2 separate regions of the Homo sapiens genome follow, and region 2 is linked to region 1. The links are chromatin loops, found by intact Hi-C in ENCODE. Cell type or tissue: Caco-2. All regions are shown on one strand. Each heading gives the region's core, and the rest is flanking DNA. Links, peaks and the distances in the headings are about the cores only.

The links. A loop is a pair of places that touch in the nucleus more often than their neighbours do. Peaks named below come from ENCODE experiments on the same cell type or tissue, not always from the same donor. Only the 100,000 strongest peaks of a DNase experiment are listed, where the experiment ranks them.
Region 2: it touches region 1 in a loop (7-fold over the local background); 1 of 110 quality-filtered maps calls a loop at or near these places.

Annotation. Positions count from the first base shown.
Region 1 is chr1:232,825,591-232,836,427 of GRCh38, forward strand. LOC101927711 (a long non-coding RNA gene) reads left to right here. Exons shown (of 6, transcript XR_949278.3): 3 at 6,431-6,589. It also overlaps the pseudogene RNU1-74P. Among named protein-coding and RNA genes, the nearest start is that of MAP10, 26 kb to the left of the region's middle. In Caco-2, for the core only: no CTCF peak of the experiment used is centred there; a DNase peak (open chromatin) is centred at 5,271.
Region 2 is chr1:232,897,146-232,907,982 of GRCh38, forward strand. LOC101927711 (a long non-coding RNA gene) reads left to right here. Exons shown (of 6, transcript XR_949278.3): 6 at 128-511. Among named protein-coding and RNA genes, the nearest start is that of NTPCR, 48 kb to the right of the region's middle. In Caco-2, for the core only: no CTCF peak of the experiment used is centred there; a DNase peak (open chromatin) is centred at 5,906.

The DNA of each region.
Region 1 (10,837 bases), core at 1,504-9,503:
ACCATAATATTTTTTAAAAACACATCGCTTGTTGAAGAACATTCACATTGATTCTCTAACATTAGTGTTATAAATGAGGTTAATAAATCATCACATATTTATATAATTTTTTTTAGAATACTATCCAAGAAGAGTAATAGCTGGCACATTTGAAAATTTAATACATATTGCCAAATTGTCTTCTAAAAAAGTTGCACCTTCCAGCTTTCCATATAATTACAAACTCTGTGAATGAACATCCTTGTTTATTTTCATCCATCTATTAGACAATAAATGGTCCGACTTTGCTGGTTTAGTTTTAATTTCTTTGACAATTAATGAGTGAATCTTTTTTATGAGTGAACTGGAAAAACACCCAAAAACTTAAGGCAATGATTCATTACTCAAGTCAGCCAAGTGGTTCTGACTTGGTCTGTGTTGCCTGGGCTCACTAGTGAGTCTTCGGCTTGCTGCAGGCAGGCCAGATACTTTTGCTTCCAGAACTGGCTGTGAGCAAGCTGGGGCACCTTGGTTTTCTTCCACATGGCTCCCAGCATCATCAGAAAAAGTCCAAGCTGGTTTAATGGTAGTGGCATGGTTCCAGGAGAATGAACAGAATGTGCAAAGCCTCTTGATACTAGACTTGGAACTGACACAATATCCCATGCGCTTCATTCTGCTTGTCAAAGTAAGTCACAAGGCTAGTTGAGATACAATGGGTGGGGAAAAACACACGCACACAAAACAAAAAACTACACCTCTGTTGCCAGGAGCTACAAACTCACACTGCAAAAGGGCATAGATGCAGGGAGAAAATAATTTGAGCTGTGTTTTCAAACCATTTACCACCATATGTTTTCTTTAGATCAGTAAGTAGACCAAAAGTCTCATTAAGCACCCTTTCTTTCTAAAAAAAATTATTTCCACAGGTTATTGGACAACAGGTGGTGCTTGGTTACATGAATAAGTTCTACGGTGGTGATTTGTGAGATTTTGGCACACCTATCACCCAAGCAGTATACACTGCACCCAATTTGTGATCTTTTATCCCTCACCTCCTTCCAACCCTTTCCCCCTGAGTCTCCAAAATCCATTGTGTCTTTCTTATGCCTTTGCATCCTCATAGCTTAGCCTACACACATGAGTGAGAACATATGATGTTTGTTTTTCCATTCTTGAGTTACTTCACTTAGAATAATAGCCTCCAAACTCATCCAGGTCACTGTGAATGCCATTAACTCATTCCTTTTTATGGCTGAGTAGTATTCCATCGTGTGTGTGTGTGTATGTGTGTGTGTATGTGTATCTATATATATCTCACAGTTTCTTTATCCATTCATTGATTGATGGGATGGGCATTTTAGTTGGTTCCACGGTTTTGCAATTGCAAATTGTGCTGCTATAAACATGCATGCACAAGTATCTTTTTCATATAGTGACTTCTTTTCCTCTTGGTAGATACCCAGCAGTGAGATTGCTGGATCAAATGGTAGATCTACTTTTAGTTCTTTAAGGAATCTCCACACTGTTTTCCATAGTGATTGTACTAGTTTACATTCCCACCAACAGTGTAGAAGTGTTCCCTGTTCACTGCATCCATGCCAACATCTATTATTTATTTATTTATTTTTTTGTTTTGTTTTGTTTTTGAGACAGAGTCTTGCTCTGTTGCCCAGGCTGGAGTGCAGTGGCACAATCTCGGCTCACTGCAACCTCCGCGTCCCAGGTTCAAGCAATTCTCCTTCCTCAGTCTCCTGAGTAGCTGGAATTACAGGCGTGCACCACCATGCCTGCCTAATTTTTGTATTTTTTAGTAGAGACAGGAAAGAGTTTCACCATATTGGTCAGGCTAGTCTCAAATTCCTGACCTCAGGTGATCCACCCACCTCGGCTTCCCAAAGTGCTGGGATTACAGGTGTGGGCCACCATGCCAGGCCTATTTTTTGATTTTTTGGTTATGGCCATTCTTCCAGGAGTAAGGTGGTATCGCATCGTGGTTTTGATTTGCATTTCCCTGATTATTAGTGATGTCGAGCATTTTTTCATATGTTTGTTGGCCATTTGTATATCCTCTTCTGAGAAATGTCTATTCATGTCCTTAGCCCACTTTTTGATGGGACTGTTTGGTTTTTTCTTGCTAATTTGTTTGAGTTCATTGTAGATTCTGGGTATTAGTCCTTTGTCAGGTGTATGGATTGTGAAGATTTTCTCCCACTCTGTGGGTTGTCTGTTTACTCTGCTGACTGTTCCTTTTGCTGTGCAAATGCTCTTTGGTTTAATTAAGTCTAAACTATTTATCTTTGTTTTTACTGCATTTGCTTAAATGGGTTCTTGGTCATGAAATCCTTGCCTAAGCCAATGTCTAGAAGAGTTTTTCCTATGTTGTCTCTAGAAGTTTTATAGTTTCAGGTCTTAGATTTAAATTCCTGATCCATCTTGAGTTGATTTTTGTATAACCTAAGAGATGTGGATCCAGTTTCATTCTTCCACATGTGACTTGCCATTTTTCCCAGCATCATTTGTTGAATAGGGTGTCTTTCCCCTACTTTACGTTTTTGTTTACTTTGTTGAAGATCAGTTGGCTGTAAGTATTAGGGTTTATTTCTTGGTTCTCTATTCTGTTCCATTGGTCTATGTGCCTATTTTTATGCCAGTATGATACTGTTTTGGTGACTATGGCCTTATAGTATACTTTGAAATCAGGTAATGTGATGTCTCCAGATTTGTTCTTTTTGCTTAATCTTGCTTTGGCTGTGCGGGCTCTTTTTTGGTTCCATATGAATTTTAGGATTTTTTTTTTCTAATTCTGTGAAGAATGATAGTGATATTTGGAGGGGAATTGCATTGAATTGTAGATTGCTTTTGGCAGTATGGTCCGTTTCACAATATTGATTCTACCTATCCACGAGCATGAGCTTGGGGTGTGTTTCCATTTGTTTGTGTTGTCTATGATTTCTTTCAGCAGTGTTTTGTAGTTTTCCTTAAAGATGCCCACTGTCACCACTCCTCTTCAACATAGTACTAGAAGTCCTAGCCAGAGCAATCAGACAAGAGAAAGAAAAAAAGGGCATCCAAATTGGTAAAGAGGAAGTCAAACTGTTGCTGTTTGCCGATGATATGATTGTTTAGCTAGAAAACCCTAAAGGCTCCTTCAGAAAGCTCCTGGAACTGATAAAATAATTCTGCAAAGTTTCTGGATACAAAATCAATGTACACAAATCAGTAGCTCTTCTATACACCAACAGCGACCAAGCTGAGAATGAAATCAACAACTCAGGCCGGGCATTGTCTCTCATGCCTGTAATCTCAGCACTTTGGGAGGCTGAGGTGAGCAGATCACCTGAGGTCAGGAGTTTGAGACCAGTCTGGCCAACACGGTGAAACCCTGTCTCTACTAAAAATACAAAAATTAGCGGGGCTGTGATGGCGTGCCTGTAATCGCAGCTACTTGGGAGGCTGAGGCAGGAGAATCACTTGAACCCGGGAGGCAGAGGTTGCAGTGAGCTGAGATCGTGCCACTGCACTCCAGCCTGGGTAACAGAGCGAGGCTCCATCTCAAAACAACAACAACAACAAAACAACAAAAAAAGCCCACAAAAATCAGTAACTCAACCCCTTTTACAATAGCTGCAAAAAAAAAAAAAAAAAAGGAATATACCTAATCATTAAGCACTTTGGAAACAAATTAATATTTTGGAAAGTATTCAGATTTTTTTCCTCTATGTGAAAGGTAAATCATGATAAATTTATTTCTTCTTTTGTCTCTTGGGTCAAGAAAAGCACTAATTTAATGTCTTCTATTAGCTGTATCTTTTTTTCTGTCACCCCAGTTTTCATTTCAGGTTAATTGAAGTGTGGGTTTTCCAAATTGGTTTTTGCTTAGGCTCACTAAAGTTGATCCATTAGCTCTGAATTTCTTTCTATACATACTTCGAAAGCTAGAGTTATTGAAAGGAGTAATTTTTTCCATTTAAATGTACTTTGCTTATTATTTCCCAGGTTCTGATAGCAATATACTGCTCAGTGGGAAAAGATTTCTCCTGTGATTGACTGTTCCTAGCACTGTGTTTAGGAAATTTCTTTCAAATTTTTCTCTTAATATTTTTCTAGTGCTGAGATCCTGTGGTTTGAAGGACTTTTATTTCAGAGACATAGGCCATGCTTAGTGGAGACTCATTCACAATGGAAACAAAGCTTAGATGCTGATTATCCAAATACCCCATTTTGAATATGAGACTTCTTACTGAAAGGACAATTTGGAGAGATATATGGTCAAATGACTAGGCTAAATTTATCTATATTCATTTCCTAAACAATGTAGGTAAATTGCACATTTTAAAATATTCCAGCATCTCAAAACATGGCACCTACCATCAATATTTCTAATAATCATTCACTTGTTCAGCACATATACAGCACTTAACCACATGAATGCTTTGTAAAAGTCTAGGGGAACATGAGAAATAAGTCAGACACAGTCCCTGTTGTCCCCGTTTACAATCTACTGTGAGACACAGATAATTAAGAAGGTGATTATAATCATGTGGGAAAAGCAGTTCTTACTGTAGATTCAGACAAGAGATTCTAGATTTTCAAGGGATCTACATCTCAAACCCAAAGAAGTAAATCCCTCAAAGCATAATGGGGCAGGGCAAGATGGCTCAAGCCTGTTATCCCAGCACTTTGGGAAGCCGAGGCAGGTGGATCACCTGAGGTCAGGAGTTCGAGGCCAGCCTGGTCAACATGGTGACCAGGTCTCTACTAAAAATACAAAAATTAGCCGGGCCTGGTGGTACACACCTGCAATTCCAGCTACTTAGGAGACTGAGGCAGGAGAATTGCTTGAACCTGGGTGGTAGAGGTTGCAGTGAGCCGAGATTGCACCACTGCACTCCAGCCTGGGCGACAGAGCAAGACTCCGTCTCAAAAAAAAGAAAAGCAAAGAGAAAATAAATTGACCTCAGGTAAGGAGAGATGATATGCAAAAGGATTATTGCAACAAGGGTGGGGAGACTCTTGCTCTAGGAAAGGAAACTGCAGCATTAGGGAAGGAGACTATAGCAATGCAGAGAGTGCCATAACCATGGGATCAGTGTGCATCTCTGAGGTCAGCAGAAAAAGGTCTTTCTTTCATAAGGAGTAGAGAAGCCTACCAAGAAGCATGTGGGGGAGTGGGATGAGGCAGTGGCATGATCAAACAGTGGCTCAGTCTCTGTTTGTGGCCATTGCATTCTCTGGAGCAGGTCTTATAGAGAGGCTGTTCTGCATTCCTACATGCAAGAAAGGACCAAAGTCCAGGGGCCTGGGGGAAGGTGAGGAGCCTGAGCAGAGTTTGGTCAAGTCACATTGATGGCATTTTGTCCACACTGGCCAGTGGGGACCAATGGCTAATCATTCATGAGACACAGAATGGGAATTGGAAGGTCCGTGTCTGACCTTGTCATAGGTAAACAAGGAGGTCATCGGTGGGTTTTATCTAAATCTTATGGGGAAGGGGAATTCCTTGCAAGAAGTCATGTTTTGGAACACTGAAGGTGTGTGTTGGGAAGGGCTAGTTTTGTAATCTCCCCTGTTTTCAAGAGGCACAGGACTTGGGGAAAGTTCAGTACCACCAGTGCCTCTGACACAAAGTCACCTATAACCTTGAACACCAGGTGTTAGGATGAATGGAGTCCATGGTAAGTGCCATGACAAAAAGCCATCAGCCAGTAGTGTTGACATTACCTGGAGTCTTGCTAAAAATGCAGATTCTCAGACCTGTTGAATCAGAATCTTCATTTACAGTTGAGTCCCGGGATGATCCATCCACAGGTGAAAGTTTTGAAGCACAGCTCTGGGGAAGTCAGGAAAGCATCACTAGAAGAAATGATCCCCTAGTTAACTAATTCTCTTTCTCTGGTAATGCTCTGATTTGAATGTTCACACATTCATTCATTTATAAAAACTAATTGTTTTTCCAAGAAAGTTGTATTAGTATCTACATGTTTTAGTTATATATTGTTCTGTAAACTACCCCTGAATTTAGTGGCTTAAAACAACAACAAGCATTTATTATTCTCACAGTTTCTGTGGGTCAAGAATTTAGGAACAGCTTAGTTGGGTGGTTTGCAGTCAAGATATCAGCCATGGCTGAAATCAACTGAAGACCTGGCTGCAACTGGAGGACTCAAGGTGGTCCATTCCCATAGCTGGCAAGTTGGTTCTTCTCCATGCTACGCTGTCTATCCTGGGGCTTCTCCATTGGGCTGCTTGGGTGTTCTCACAACATGGCAACTAGCCTACCCCAGAGAAAGAGCCAGAGAAAAGCTGTCCTTTTTATGACATAGCCTTGGATGTCACATGGAATCACTTCCAAAACAATGTATTCATTTGAAGCAAGTTATTAAGTCCAGCCCACTTTGGGAGGATGGAGAGAATTACGCTCCAACTTTTTTTTTTTTTTTTAAACAAGGGAAAGCATGAACGCAGTCTCCCACTGCCACACATTATGCAATTGAGTTTCCTACATTTGAGGAAATTGCAGTGGTCAGCACATTTGGAGTGCAATGGATGAGCCTTGCCCTGGGAAAACCATCTTTGTGATCATGGATCATGGTATCTCCCCTCCCAGGTAAGTATAGGCTCCAACTTTTAAAGGAAAGAATATCACTGGAGTTCCAGACATTACACAGCATTGTACAGGTGGGCTTTGTAAAAGTCAATGATGTTTATCAATTTAATTTATTTGACATTTTGCTGCTGAAGACAGATAACTGATTCTGTTTTTCAGTCTCCAAAACTTACAAGAACATGCTTCATGCTATTTTAATAAGACAGAACATTTCAATTATCAGAATACTTTTGGAGAAAACTGTAGTTGTTTGTGAAACTGTAATTCAAAGGTGGTAAGATAGAACTTTCGTAGGTGACAGGAGGATGACTTTGCAGTTTGCTTTGTGGCATGTGGAGGTGGGAGGGACAAGAAAGAAACATAAAGAGTGGAGGGTAGAAGCCAAGAGATAGTGGAAAATCACGTGTTCTGTCCTGGTACTCCTCGCTGCTCTCCAGATTTTTAGTAAAGTTGTTGAGCTCATGTACAAGGCGAGTGGTGCTTTTTTTCAGACTGTGGTGGGGCTAGGCTGTATATCTGGACTGAGTCGAACCAAACTAAGAAACACATGCAGATATGGAAGACCAACAGAGAGAAGCAAGAGGAAGTAAAGTCAGAGGAGTTTGCAAAATGGGGGTGAGAGGTAAGGTTGACCATGGTGGGTGGTGAAGGAAGCCTCTCAAAGGCCACGGAATAGACGACTGCAGTCATTTTTAGCTAGGTCTCCAAGGGACAGAGGGACCTTAGTTGACATGTGGATGGCACTTGATTTCTGGCAATTCTTCTCTTTTGCTGAGTAAACAGCATGATCAGAATATTATTTACTGAATTTCAGCTTTTGATGCTATTTTAAAATAACATTAGGAAGTAACTATGAAAAATATCTCAAGTTAGAAGAAAATTTTTATTCATTTATTTAGGTTTGGAGTGGCAAGGCGTAGAGCTTGAAATGTAATTTCACTTACCAGCAACATGTTTACATTGCTGCCTTAATGCTCCCTCTGGAATCAGAATAATCTCCAGCATTTAGGGACCTCCTAGTTTATAAATGCTGTGGTCCTTTTTTTTCTGTTTCAGAAGCACACTCTTTTAATCTTATAAAATCCTGGCCAGGAATGAATGAATTATCTAAAACAAACGGTCAATGTGACCTTTTATCTTGCTTAATAGTTTGAAAATCTGTTTTGCAAAGCAAAATGACTTTCCTCAAAAAGCTTTTCCTGTATTTGGGGTTATAAACACATATTTTTTGAGAAGACAGTACATTTCCCTGAATTTCGTCTTCTAAAGGCTTAAATAATTTTCATAGTAAAACAAAATTGCCTCAAGTGCTATTACCTCCCTCTCCTAGACACCCATTAATGTAAAATAAAACTAATCTATAATAAATGCTTGTTCTAAGAACGCTTGGCAGAAGCCAGGTAAAATTTAACATTCTGTACAGCATTTGGTGACGAAGGACACACTATTATTGTTTTGAAGCATTGCAGAAATTCTTTTTAAGCAAATCTTAGCTTTTAAAATTGAAGCTTAGAATTTTGCTCAGCCCATTTTGTTTCCTAGGTCCCAGATATTGGGCATCTGCAAACTCAAAATTGATAAAGTTAGGCATACAGAGACAGAATATTTCTAGTTTATAAATAAAAGCAAGTTTTGCTCAACCCAATAAGAGTACTCCTAAAAAAATTAGTAAAGGAAATAAATAAAAATGTATAATAAATTATTCAATAAAACCAAATCTAATGCATCCAAAGAGTTCACAGTCTAAATTCCTGGAGGGAAGAGATGGGTGGGTGGGCTTTAAATCTCAAATGATTTTATTTCTTCCAATCCCTGTATTCATCTGTGCTTTGCCAAATTCTGCTTTCATGCTTCTTAATGACCTTTCAGCCCCATTTTATAAATGGTCCAGCTGAACATTTTGATCTTATCACCAACTTACTGCTCCAACCCAGAATGGAAGCCAATCTCTCCCTTTTTCTGGCACCAGTAGTCTCTGTAGGTAACTTTTCTAGAATAGAGGTCAGAAAACGTTTTTTGTGAAGGAACGGTTAGTAAACATTTTCAGCTTTGTGAGCCATATGGTCTCTGTTTTGACTATTCAGCTTTGAAGTTGTAGTGAGACAGCAGCCACAGACAATATGAAAATGAATGGGCATGGCTGTGTTCCAATAAAACTCTGCACTTGGTCTTAGCCAAAAGGCCGAGAAGTGATTCCAATAAAACTTTATTTACAAAAATAGATGGTGGGCTGGATTTGGCCCACAGGCTGATGTGAAAGTTGTCAGAATCAAAATAGAGTCACTTGTGACAACTGGAACTGGGAAAGGCCATAATGGGGGATTTCTCAAGCTTGTATGCCTGATAATAAGAACTATCACAAACAAACTCTGCAAAAAAGCACAACCTTGCACAAAGGCCACCAAAACCTTACAGAGAAAATACTTCTGCAAGGACATCTGTCCAGCAACTGCTTGTCCAACCTTGGACTGACACCACCCTTGTTATTGATCCTTACAGCCAAGGATAATTGATTCAAAACAACTTATGTAATTCTTTTCATTTTGCCTTCAAAAACTGTCCCTTGCCTCAACCTTCCTGATGATCTGCATAGTTTACTCTGGCACGTGTATTTCCATTGCAAAGCCATTCCCAAGTAAATATCATTTTCTTTTAGAGTCTCCTTCTCAGTCTGTTATGAAGGTTTGACACTGCATGTCCTACAGCATGTCCCCATTTGGTTTGACCTAGGAGCTGGAGGAACTATTCCATGGTGAGGAGAGAGAGAAAGCCCAGCTGTCTTCACGAAGCCATGGATGTTTCTCCTCTCTCTCCCATCATCCTCCTCCTCATCCCACTCTGAGTTTTCTGCTCATGTTGATTGTGGAGGAGCATGGTAGAATGGAGGTTCAGTGAGGGGAGCAGAATTGATTGGAATATCTCTCAGAGAGCCCTCCTGTAGATGACACCAGCTCCACTGTTTGCAATTCTTTGGGAGTGCAGGGAACTGGAGGCTCCTTTCTGTCAGTTTTAGACCCAAGCCTTGAGCATAAAAGAGCCCTGCTCTACCTTCTGTGACATTCTTTACCACCGGGTTTTATTCCGTGGATCAGTGATTGTAAGGATGGATACAGTTCAGGAATATAGAAATACAGTAGTAGTTCATCAGTGACAGCTGTTCGTTGACATTGTCCCAATCTCCGTCTGTCACATTCTTGACAAAATTCCAGGACTTTCTACACATTCTAGTGTTGCCTAAAATACGAAGTGTTTAAAAATGTTGTTCATGTTTCTTTTGCTTTACTGAGATAGAGGTTTTTTTTTTTTTTGTCGTTGTTGTTGTTCTTTTGTTTGTTTGTTTAATTTTTGTATGTTTTCAGTTAACTTTAGCTTTCCAGGCTGGAGTGCAGTGGCACAATCATAGCTCACTGCAGCTTTGACCTCCCAGGCTCAAAAGATCCTCCTGTCTCAGCCTCCCTAGTAGCTGGGACTATGCCACCATGCCTGGCTAAGATTTTTGAGATGAGGTCTCACTGTGTTGCCCAAGCTGGTCTCAAACTCCTGGGCTCAAGCAATCCTCCCATCTGTGAAAGCTCTGAGATTACAAGTGTGAGCCACCACACCCAGCTGGCTTGACATTTTTGAGTCTTCTCTTCTATCCCTTCTGACCCTTAATGAGCATTCTTCTCTTCCTTAATCTGTTTTATTTCAAATACTTTATTTTTATGGCCTCCATAATAACACCTATTAGACTACTTTTGTGATTGTACTTTCTCTAAAGGCATATTTTCCCATCAGCCTAAGAATAACTTCCTTTAGAAATGATTCTTTCCCTTCTCCTGTCTCACTTGGATGTATCCCATGGCCTCACCTGCTGACCCTGGATGCTCTGCTCTCCTCCTTGACTTAAATGAATTTTCAGCTCCTGCTATAAGCCACACTGTTCCACATCCTGGAGCTACAAAGTTGTAGCTTCTGCCTTCAAGGAGCTCACAGTGCAGAGAAGTGAGAAGACAAACATAAAAATAAGCCAGTGACACCAGGGCAATTCACTCTCTTTGGTGGACTGTAGACACTCATGTCTGTAAACTGGGCATACTCTCAGTTGTATGGGAAAGGTTTGGGCTGTGGTACATTATTGCACTCCAAGACAAGGACAGAGGAGTGGCACCTCTTAAACATGGAATACAGTTTAAGCCAAGGTACTGTTAACTTGTGGCTCATGGTTCAAACCATTCATACCATGGTCATGAAATGTACTCACCCTCC
Region 2 (10,837 bases), core at 1,975-9,974, 72 kb after region 1:
CTGATGAGATTCTGGACCAGATTTCTTTACGGGAAGTTGAACTTACAGGACTACTTGGGAAACCGAGAGAGAACAGGTGAAGTGACTGCAGAAGTGTTCTGCGCCCCTGATAACTCCAGATTTCTAGTTCTTACAGAGGCAGAGAGCATGCTGTTCAGGCGCAGATGCTGGCGTTGGACACACCCAGATGTCAGTGTGAAAAGAAAATAAAATTCCGGGACCCCAAACTCAATACACCAAAGGGAAAAGGAAAGCTTGGAAGCTGAGTCACACAAAAAATCGGTCTTTTGTTTCTAAATAGACAGCTACAAGATAAAAGGACACATGTCTCTCCAGGTGGCCTCCCTCACCTTGACAGTGTGAATTAACAGCTTATCTTCATGGACATGGGACAAGAGGAGACTGGAAATCATCTCCCACACCACCCTCTCCAAGACAAATTCATATTTAACTTCTACTTCTGCTCTGTTGACTTTATCCTATGTAAAGTACAGATTTACTGAGCACGAGACAAATGCATAACTGACTATTTCTTTACCCTCTCCTTTTCACATGCAATATGCAGATTCAGTGAGCACTAATCGAAATCTCACAAGAATGTGACCATCCTCTCCCTCTTTTTTGTCTTTCCTCCTTTCCTCTCCTGCCAACTTTTTACCCTTTAAATATTAAAGCCCTGAAACTCCTCTTTGGAAAAAATGCAGGCCATAGGTCCTACTGTCTGCGGCTTGTGTCTCCATTTCCTGGGCGCATTCCCAACCTTGGCAAAATGAACCTCTAAACTGATTGAGACTTACCTAAGTCATTTTCTTCAGTGTACACCAGCATTACCACTGGTAGGCTGAGTGGCACTGAACAAGTGACATAACCTATCTGACATAACCTATGTTGCCCTAGACTCCTTATCATGGCAGGGGTGGCCCATCTGGGGTGGCCGCTGTGAAGACGCTGGTTGCAATGGGGGAGGCACAGCTAGGGCTGCGCACTCCATGGAGCCATCCAGAGCCAGCAACAGGTGGGAGCCATGCCCTCTTCTGAGTTGAAGGGGTGGGAGCCTCACCCTCCTGGGCATAGCTGCAGCCTCCCAGCTGCAGCTGTGGACCTGGGCATCCCTGTGCTCTGGGGCACCCGGGAAGGCCCCCTGCTCCCGCAGGCTTGGAAGTGCCTGCTCCTACTGCTTGGCCTCTCCCCACTCCCGGCGCCCACTCCAATTTTGGAGCAAAGTTGTGGCTGAGCCTGGGTGCTGTCACCACTGACCAGGTGTGTGTGCACTTGAGGTAGTGCTGATACACCAGCTCCCAGCTGCCTCAGCCCCCTCTGGACTTTGGGCACTGAGGAGCACAGGAGGGAGGCCGAGGGGGTGTTGAGGGTGGTTTTGTGTGGGCCTGCAGGCACTCCTCAGCATGAACAGCCTGGGCACCATGGGTGACATGTAGATGGTGGCAGGAGGCAGACAGGTTTCTGGGCAGAAAAGGGCAGGTCTCTGGTGAAGCCCACCTTCAAACAGGGAGGGCCTGAAGCCTGGGGGCTAGGCTGCCAATTCCATGTGGAGTCCACAGTCGGGAATGAAAACCTCTGGTGCTTTTTCTGGGCCACCCACAGACCAATCAGCATGCACTTTCTCCCTTCTGAACCCATAAAAATCCTTGGACTCAGCTGGACTCAGTCAGACTCAGGGAGATGTCGGGACAACCTGCCTGCAGATAGGAGCTACCCACTGTGGGTCTCCTCTCTGCTGATCTGCTGAGGGCTGCACTCATTGTGATGACTTGCCTGAGGAAAGGAGCTACCCACTCCAGGTCTCTTCTCTGCTGAGGGCTGCACACTTGTCGGGATGAGCTGCCTGCAGATAGGAGCTACCCACTTTGGGTCACCTGAGAGCTGTACTGTCATTCAATAAAGCACTTCTTCACCTTGCTCACAGTACAGTTCTCTGCACACCTCATTCTTCTTGGATGTCAGACAAGAACTTATGACCTGCTGAATGGCGGGACTGAGAGAGCTGTAACACAACAACACAACAGGGCTGAAACACACCCCCTGCTCACCATGTTGTGGGCAAAAGGGAGAGAAGGAGAGAAGAGCTGCAGCCCCTTGGGGAGCCCAGACCTAGGAGCTCCCCGAGCCAGGGCTGTAATACCCTCTTTGGGGCTCTGCAGTTCCTGGCATCTCCAAGCTTGCGGGTGCCACTCTGTTCCCCAGTGCCTGCAGTGGAAGCCACTTGTGGTACACCTGGTCCAGCTGCAGCCTCTCAGGGAGTCAGGCACCTGCACCTGGAGCTGCCTTCCCTGCCGCAGCCAACGTGCCTGGCTGTGCACAGTGGCCAGACCCTGTGATCATTTACTCACACACCCCTTGCAGCACCACACCACCTGGCTCACCCTTGGCAGGCATGGCATCTGGGCTGGTAGCATGAGCTGGGTGCAGCCTGCCAAGCTAAGTGGGCAGAATGAGTCCAGTGGGCCCTAGCAAAACTTGGGTAAAGGCCACAGAGGTATCTGGTTGGAAAGGCAACGCCCGAAGGATCCTGTGACACTTACATGACAAAGAGCTATGCATTTGCTAGTACATGGCTGTAAGTTACGGAGCATTCAACTACCAAACTTAACTAAAAAGGATGATATTCATCTCACACAACCAGGTGTCTGGGGGTCTAAAGTCCAGGGCTGGTGGAATGGCTCAGGAGAGAGATCAAGGACTCAGGTTCTTTCTAAATTCCTTTTCTAAAGAACTTTCTTCCTCATGCTGCTCCTCTGGGCTTTGTGTCTGAGTTCCAGGCAGGTAGAAGGCAGACAAGACCAATCCTTCTGAATAAGGCTTTGTTATTTTCTCCAGAGGAGAAGAAACTTCAGCTTGTATCTCATTGGTCAGAATCTGTCACATGGTCATCCCCAGCTGCAAGGAAGGATGGGAAGGCTGTTCTCCTTGCTCCTCCATTATGGTGGAGGAAGGCAAGGGAATGGGCCATGGCATGTGAAAAGCCATTCTGCACTGCATCTCCCAAGCCAGGAACAACATTTCTGTCAAAGCCCTTTTGAGGAGTGTCTTTGAAGCATTTAGCCCAGTACCTGGAACATAGAAAGCACATAAATGTTGCTATTATTCATGCCACAGGGCAGACGACCCAAAAACACGGACTTGGCTAGCTGGACCTAGGGACTTGTCAACTAAATGTACCAGATTTTCAAGGTCGGTCATAATTTAAGTCATTTATTTTCTGAACATGCATTAGATAATGAGCCGTGATTTAGGGTTCAGAAAATCTGATTAACATACCAAGAAATAATTCTGGTGGCAAGAGCTGAAGTAAAAGTTGTTTGATATGGTTTTCAGGGAATCAACATATAAGCCTGGGAAATGCAAGAAATAGATCCGTGAGGCATTTCTATACAGAAATGCAGCAGCATAATAACTGTGCTCTGAAAAACAAACAAACAAACAAAACAGAGTTTAAATCTCTTGGGGAAATCTAGGCTTTATGGAATGACTAGGGCGTTTTTCCTTTGCCCGGTAAAAATTATAGAGAGGAAAAAGGGTTTTCTTACAGAACTTAACATCAATTTACAGGAGCTAGGATTCAGAACTCTCCACTCCCCTCCAGCCTGGAGGAGACTGAATCTGTGCCCCAGGCATGCATATTAGGAGCCATTTAGAATGCAGCCCCTGAGGGGTTAGGGCGCTCACTACAATTATTTCTGGAAACTGAGCCAGGGGTGAAGTTCCTGGAGCTGCCTCCCTGAGGTCTAGCCCACCCCATTTCGTGGTTGGAAAGCAAGAAGGAAGCAGGGATAGGTAATGTTTCTATCACCCATCTACAAATAGTGTGAGCTGCCAGCCTTGCTATGCGTAGTACATGAACTTCAAAGGAGAGGACACGGGCCGCAGAAACTGGCACCGAGGCTTGGCGTTCTGGGAATCTCTGTGTGAAGGCGAAGTCGCTGCTAAACTTAGAAATTTGATCTATTTCCTTATTTGCGACAGTGTCCTTTTTAGTTCCCTGTGGAATTCCAGGTCTGCCCTGCTAATTCTAGAAAGCTAAGGGAGGGCTAGGAGGAGGTCATATAATTGATACATAATGCACAGGTACTAATTGAAGATCAAACTCACAGGATGTTAAGGCATATTTCATTGTATGGGCCAGCCAAGTGTCACAGCCCAAGGCTTCAGCAAAGTGGGAGAGCCGTTTTCAAGTGCTCTGACCTAGAATCTGCTCTCTTTCTGTCAAATGCCAGAGCAGGCCATGTCACTTTCTCAACTGTTAAAACTATGCAAAGAGAAAGAATGCACAGAACGAAAGCAGGAAGCCAAGTCCTGATAATAAGCACCTGCAGCTTTCACTTTAGGGAGATGCACCGAGAAAGGCAAATCCTCTTAAATGGCAGGATTGCACTGACTTTACACTGCTAATTTAGGAATAGAAGTCACCAGCGTCTGCCCTTCCTAGGGTCCTTCAAGCCAGCTCAGCCCATCCATTATAATCTGCATGCCTCTAATGGTGAAGTAGGGGCTGCAACATGTCACTTAAAAATACCACAGCCCCCACACCCCTCTCTCTGGAAAATATAGGAAAATATCATTTCAGTGCCTACTTGCAGGGACAGGTTTGTCCCAGAGAACACAGAGAAGATTCACTGGGACACAGGCCCGGGTTGAGGAGAAATAGGATCTTGAAAGGACTGGACTGGACTTTCTCACTTCTTGCTTGAGGTCTCAGTGATTCCTCAGCAAGGAGGGAAGGCTGAGCCTGCTAGCTGTCCTTGTCTATTTTAGCCTGGCCTATATGGCTACCCATGTAACCGCCCAACGGGCTCACTTTGCCCACTGCCTGGACATAGCCGATTTATCAAGACAGATGAATTGCATAGAGACAGAGTAATTCACACAGAGCTGGCTGTATGGGAGACGGGAGTTTTATTATTACTCATATCAGTCTCCCTGAGCATTCGGGGATTGGCGGTTTCAAGAATAACTTGGTGGGTAGGGGGCAACCAGTGGGTAAGGAGTGCTGACTGGTCAGGTCAGAGATGAAATCATAGGTAGTCGAAGCTGTCTTACACTGAGTCAGTTCCTGGGAGGGTCCCACAAGATCAGATGAGCCCGTTTATTGACCTGGGTGGTGCCAGCTGATCCCCCAAGTGCAGGATCTGCAAAGTATCTCAAGCACTGATCTGAGGCTTTACAATAGTGATGTTATCCCCAGGAACAATTTGAGAAGGGTCAGAATCTTGTAGTCTCCAGCTGCATGAGTCCTAAACCATAATCTTTTGGCTAATTTGTTAGTTCTACAAAGGCAGTTTAGTCCCGAGCCAAGAAGGGAGTTTGTTTTGGGAAAGGGCTGTTATCTTCTTTGTTTTACGCTATAAACTATAAACTAAATTCCTCCCAAAGTTAGTTGAGTCTACACCCAGGAATGAATAAGGGCACCTTGGAGGTTAGAAGCAAGATGGAGTTGGTTAGGTCAGATCTCTTTTTCACCTTCTCAGATATAATTTTGCAATGGCAGTTTCACCCAGAGTTAATTCTCTCCTGTCCCATACAGCTTAGTGTGGTTATATGATTGCATTTCAGCCAATGGGCTACAACAAGAGTAGTGGGAAACTTCTGGAAAGGGTCCTTAAAATGCTGGGGTACCAGTGTAAAGAGTCAAACTCTGTAAAATATTTGAAGAGATTTATTCTGAGCCAAATGTGAGGACCATGACCCATGACACAGCCCCAGGAGGTCCTGAGAACATGTACCCAAGGTGGTTGGTTTACAGCTTGATTGTACCATTTAAGAGAACCGAAGTTACAGGCAAACATCAATCAGTACATATAAGGTGTACATTGGCTCGAAATGGGAAGGGGGTCGGGGGGCAGGGGAGACTTCCTGGTCATAGATGGATTTAAAGATTTTCTGATTCGCAATTGGTTGGAAGAGTTAAGTTATTATCTAAAAATCTGGAAGCAATAGAAAGGAGTGTCTGGGTTAAGATAAGAGGGTGTGGAGATCAAGGTTCTTATGATGAAGCCTCCAGGTAGCAGGCTTCAGTGCTCTTATCAGATCTAAAAGGGGCCAGACTCTTGGTTAACTCTTTCCTGGATCAGGGAAAAGACCTGGAAAGGGAAAGAGATTCTCTACAGAATGCACATTTTCTTCACAAGAGACAGCTTTGCAGGGCCATTGCAAAATATGTCAAAGAAATGTATTTTGGGGTAAAATACTGTGATTTCTTTCAGGGCCTGTTCTGTGTTATATGATGTTATGCTAGAGTTAGGTTGGAATTTGGTATCTTATTGCCACAAAGAGTCTGTTTTGTCAGTCTTAAGATATCTTTTAATGATAATGCTGGTCAGTTCTGCCTGAATTCCAAAGGGAGGAGGGTATAATGATGCATGCCTGACTCCCACTGCCCATCATGGCCTGAACTACCTTTTCAGGTTTACTTTGGAATGCCCTTAGCTGAGAGAGGGATCCATCAGTTGGTTGGTGGGCTTAGAATGTTACTTTTGGTTTACAAGGGCATTACCTTATTCTCCTTTCCTTGCTCTTGCTGTCTGAAATGAGCTGGTGATGCGATGACTGGAGCTGGAGCAGCCACATTGGACCATGCAGCGCCTTTGGGATCAAGGCCCAGAGCTGATAAAGTGACAAAATAGAACAAGTCTGGGTCCCTGAGGATTTTAGGAAGTAGAGGAAACATACCAGATCTGGACTGTCTATTTCCAGGTTTAAGTGAGTGAGAGAAAAAAATTCTGTCTTAAATTTAAGTTATTTTTATTTGGAGTTTTGCTGTGCTTGCAATTGAATCTGTTCCTTACTACTATAGAAGGAGGTAGGCTTATTCTAAAATCATGTTGTGATTTATTGTATGTGCCCAGACATCTATGTAGGGGTATATAATTAATAGCTTGAGAGCTTCTTTAACTTAAACCTCTAAAACCATAATAAAATTAATGACTGAACTCACTATACATAGTCCTAAACACATATATATGCATGCTGATATTCATATTATATTATACTAGAGTAAGCTACATATATTTTAGTCCATGGTGAGATGTTCTACATTCCTGGCCATTTTGCTGTTTGTAGAATATCAAGGTATCAAGCTCCTTTAGACGTTGATAAGAAGTGGGGTGTGACCTGGACATAGCCACTGCGGAAAGGATCCCACTGCCCCGCCCTGGGGACAGTGGCAAGTAAGGACTGTACTCTGTCCTCTGGGCACTGCCCTGCTGGGAGACCATGCTTCCTCGGCTACATGGGATCACTTGGATGTCAGTGTGCCCAGGTGCTTGATGGCACTTATGACTAACTGCACCAGCTTTGCATGTCCTCCTTCCACATTTATGGGGTAAGTAAAATAAGGACTATCCCTCTGTATTCAAAGCACTGGTGTCAGGCTTTTTGATACTTGCTTTCAAACCCATTCTTGACTGATAAATCTCTTCTAGTAGAATCTCATTTTATTGAGGCTAAGGACTTCTCACTGGGCATAAGTTTCCCTGGAAACCCAGGCCCATTAGTGCCTCTGCTTCAGCCCCAGCACCTGTGCAGTATCTGCACAGACCAGCTCATGCATGTTGTGTGCTGAGTGAGTTCACGTTGCAGTTAGTAGTGGCAGTGAGGAGAGCTGAGTCATTCCACCACATCATTCTGTTAGCATACAAAGCCCTTGAGTGAGCATGGACCCAGGCAGCAGACTTCTGAGCCCTTCTCATGCAATCCAGAAGGTTAGCTTCAAAACACATCCTTAAACTTCTTTCTTCTTCTTTTTCTCCTTTCTCCCTAGTCTCAAGATGAAACCTGGAAGCAAATTACAGAAACCTTTTCTTCCCTTAGTTTTAACACATAGCGTTGAAATTTACTTTGAAATTCCCCTCTCTTCCCTTTTCTACCATACACTCTTTTACCCCATGCACATTTATCTAACTGTATGCTTGTTAAACTCATACCATGCACATTTATCTAACTCTATGCTTGTTAAGAAATTCCACGGGCAAATTTGAAACAAATCAGGTGTAAAAGCCCCATTGTGGAATTCTCCCCCACTTGAAGATTGGACACTCTAAAGGCTGTCCATTGTTGAGATGGCACCAGCCTATGCTCCAGGTGGACCATAACTCAAGATAGGCATTGAAACAAGACATACATCCCCTATACCCCCACACAACCCCTGCATGCCTCCTATATCAAAGTTCCCTTTTTAAACCCCTGTACTCAGCCCAAACTTTTGAAGTGGTTCCTTTAGAGCATGAGCCTTGGCCATTTCCCTACTCCCAGTGCTAGCTTTGGAACTAAAGTCACTTTCCTTTCACTGCACTTCATCCTTGTTATTGGCTTTGGAAGCAGCAAGCAGCCGAGGCTGTGCTCAGTTACACTCAGACCTGCTGAGTCAGCATCTTCTGTCATGAGTCTTGAACTGAATCAGAGGAAGCTGAATTTGGGAACCACTGATCTCAATGACAGAATGGATATTCCTATTTCCAAGTCAAATGGTCATAATTTGCCTATTAGTAGATACTACTGGTTGCAAACAGAACACGTATTTTCTCTTTCTTCCTTGCAGTCAGAGCCTCAATTGTGCTCAGGTGTCTATCCATTCCCTGCTCAGCCTCCTGCCTCAGGAGGTGCAGATTCCACCACTAGCTCCACAGAAGAGCCAGTTGGGTTTGAGGACAATGATGTCATTTCCTGTTGCTAGGGTTGATTCAGGAGGGGACATGTGACTCCAGCCTCAACAATAAGAAATGAGATAAAGATCTCCAGGGGTTTCTGTCTCCTAAGAAAGCACTTCCAGAGGAGACCGTAGCTCTTTTTCATCAGCTGTTGGGTCTAGATATGATGTCTGGAATAGCTGCAGCCATATAGCTACTGGATCAAGGGCCGCAGAGAGGAGACAGGGATAGAATTTTGATGTAATTGGGCTACTAAATCAAGTAATCCGTGAACTAAAAATAAAATTTGAAGCCCCTCAAATGACCAAATGGACTATCTCCTAGCCAAGAGAACCCCAGAGTAACCTTGAAAACTGAGTTCTCTGCCATGGTGGATGGAGGCTCAGACACTTGTTTTACCCGCTCCCTTACTAACCACAGTTAGGCTTTCTTCTCCAAGGGCTTCACAGAAACAAGTCTTTTCCAAGGACTCCACCACTGATATTGACAAACTGCCAGATGCTACCTCTCCTTTTTTGACTGGTAAGAGACCACTGGCCAGGGAATGGTTCTGGCTAGTCTATGAAGAATGCACCACAGTACATGTTTTTGTGCTCTCTGCTTCACTTTTTGACATCAGAGGGCCCACTCCTCCCTCAGGTCATGTTAATGCTGCTATTTTTTGTATCTGGGACCCATGAAGGGGCATAAAGCTCAAAACGCTCACGTGCATGTTTCTCCTCCCATAGATATTCATGACTCTTCCTAGAGCTTATTAAATACGTATATTTGGGCATCCCACTCAGCATAAATTTCTGTTCCCTTTGTCCCTTCCTCACAGTGTCAGGCTGGCCCGCGCTGGCCTGGCCGGAGGCTCTGCTTCCCAGCCTGTCAGGGTGGCCACCCTGCAGGCTGCAGCCCTTTATGAGAAATAAATTGCCTGATTTATGAACATCACCATTTTTCAGTTGACAGATCCTTAGGCACCCTTCCCCCACATATACACCTGCTCAGGGTTAGAAAATGTAGTTATCACAGAAGGGCTACATTTCCATCTTGAGCACCTGTGCTTGTCAAAGACCCTGTAACATCTCAAAGCTCTTTTCAAATTGTGCCTCCTCCACCGGTGGGGCCCATCACAATCTCTCTCTCCCTCATTGCACCCTCATTTCCCTTAAAATTTGTATCGCTATTTATGGTCATTCGCACACACATCGATCTTCCCTTCTTCACTGTGAAATTCTGGGAATTAGGGACTTGTCAATCACCTCCACGTCTCCACCCAACATCTACCCCAGGCATGGCAGATTCTTGCAGAGGCAGTGAAAACCCAGCGCTGAATGGCACAAGGTGTGTGTGAGGGAACTGCACACTGCCTGTGCTTGTTGACAGGGTTTTGCTTTGCCGTGGTAAAGTCCCAAGTTAACATCCAACCAATTCTCACTAAAGCAGCCGTGGAGAGGTATGATGGAGTTGTTCTATTCAGTGTTATTACACCTCCAATACCCCGCACACCTGAGCAAAGACAATTTCACTAGGTAATTTCGGGGCCAGGGTTTCTTCTTCTTTGTTAATGTCATATTATTTGCTTTTCAGGAATCTGCATTTAAATGGATAAAAACCAGAATTTAATTTGGAACAAACCTGGGTGGAAGAAACATACTAAAAAAAAAAAAAAAAAAAAAAGAAGAAGAAGAAGAAGAAGAAGTAAGGGGCTGGGAAAAGAATCATCCTGTGGAAAATTTAGTTACAAATTGGATTTTCCTTTTTCTGGTACTTTAATTTGCTCCTTCCATGCTTTTGTTATTTGACTTAAGAAAAAAAGCAGAAACCTTTAACTGGTAATAATAGTGCCTACAAGTTAAGTATTTCCTTTTAATAGTAGCAATCATAATGGCAGCTACAGTGTAGCTATTTTATTAGCAAATGAGTAATTTATAATCAATCAAAATGAATTTCTTTTCCAACAGCTATTTTATTATCTTCGTATTTTTTCTTTGCAGAGCTTCTAAAAAGCTTTTGCCCCAAACAGATTAACTTACATTTTCTCCTCTCTCTTTCTTTCTCTCCATCCCCCTTGCTCTGTTACTTAAAAGAAACATTCTCAAATGCCTTAAACTTTGGGTCTCAATAATGAATAAAAGGATATATTATATATTATCAAGGATAGCCTTTTCTAAAAATGTAATTTGGACACT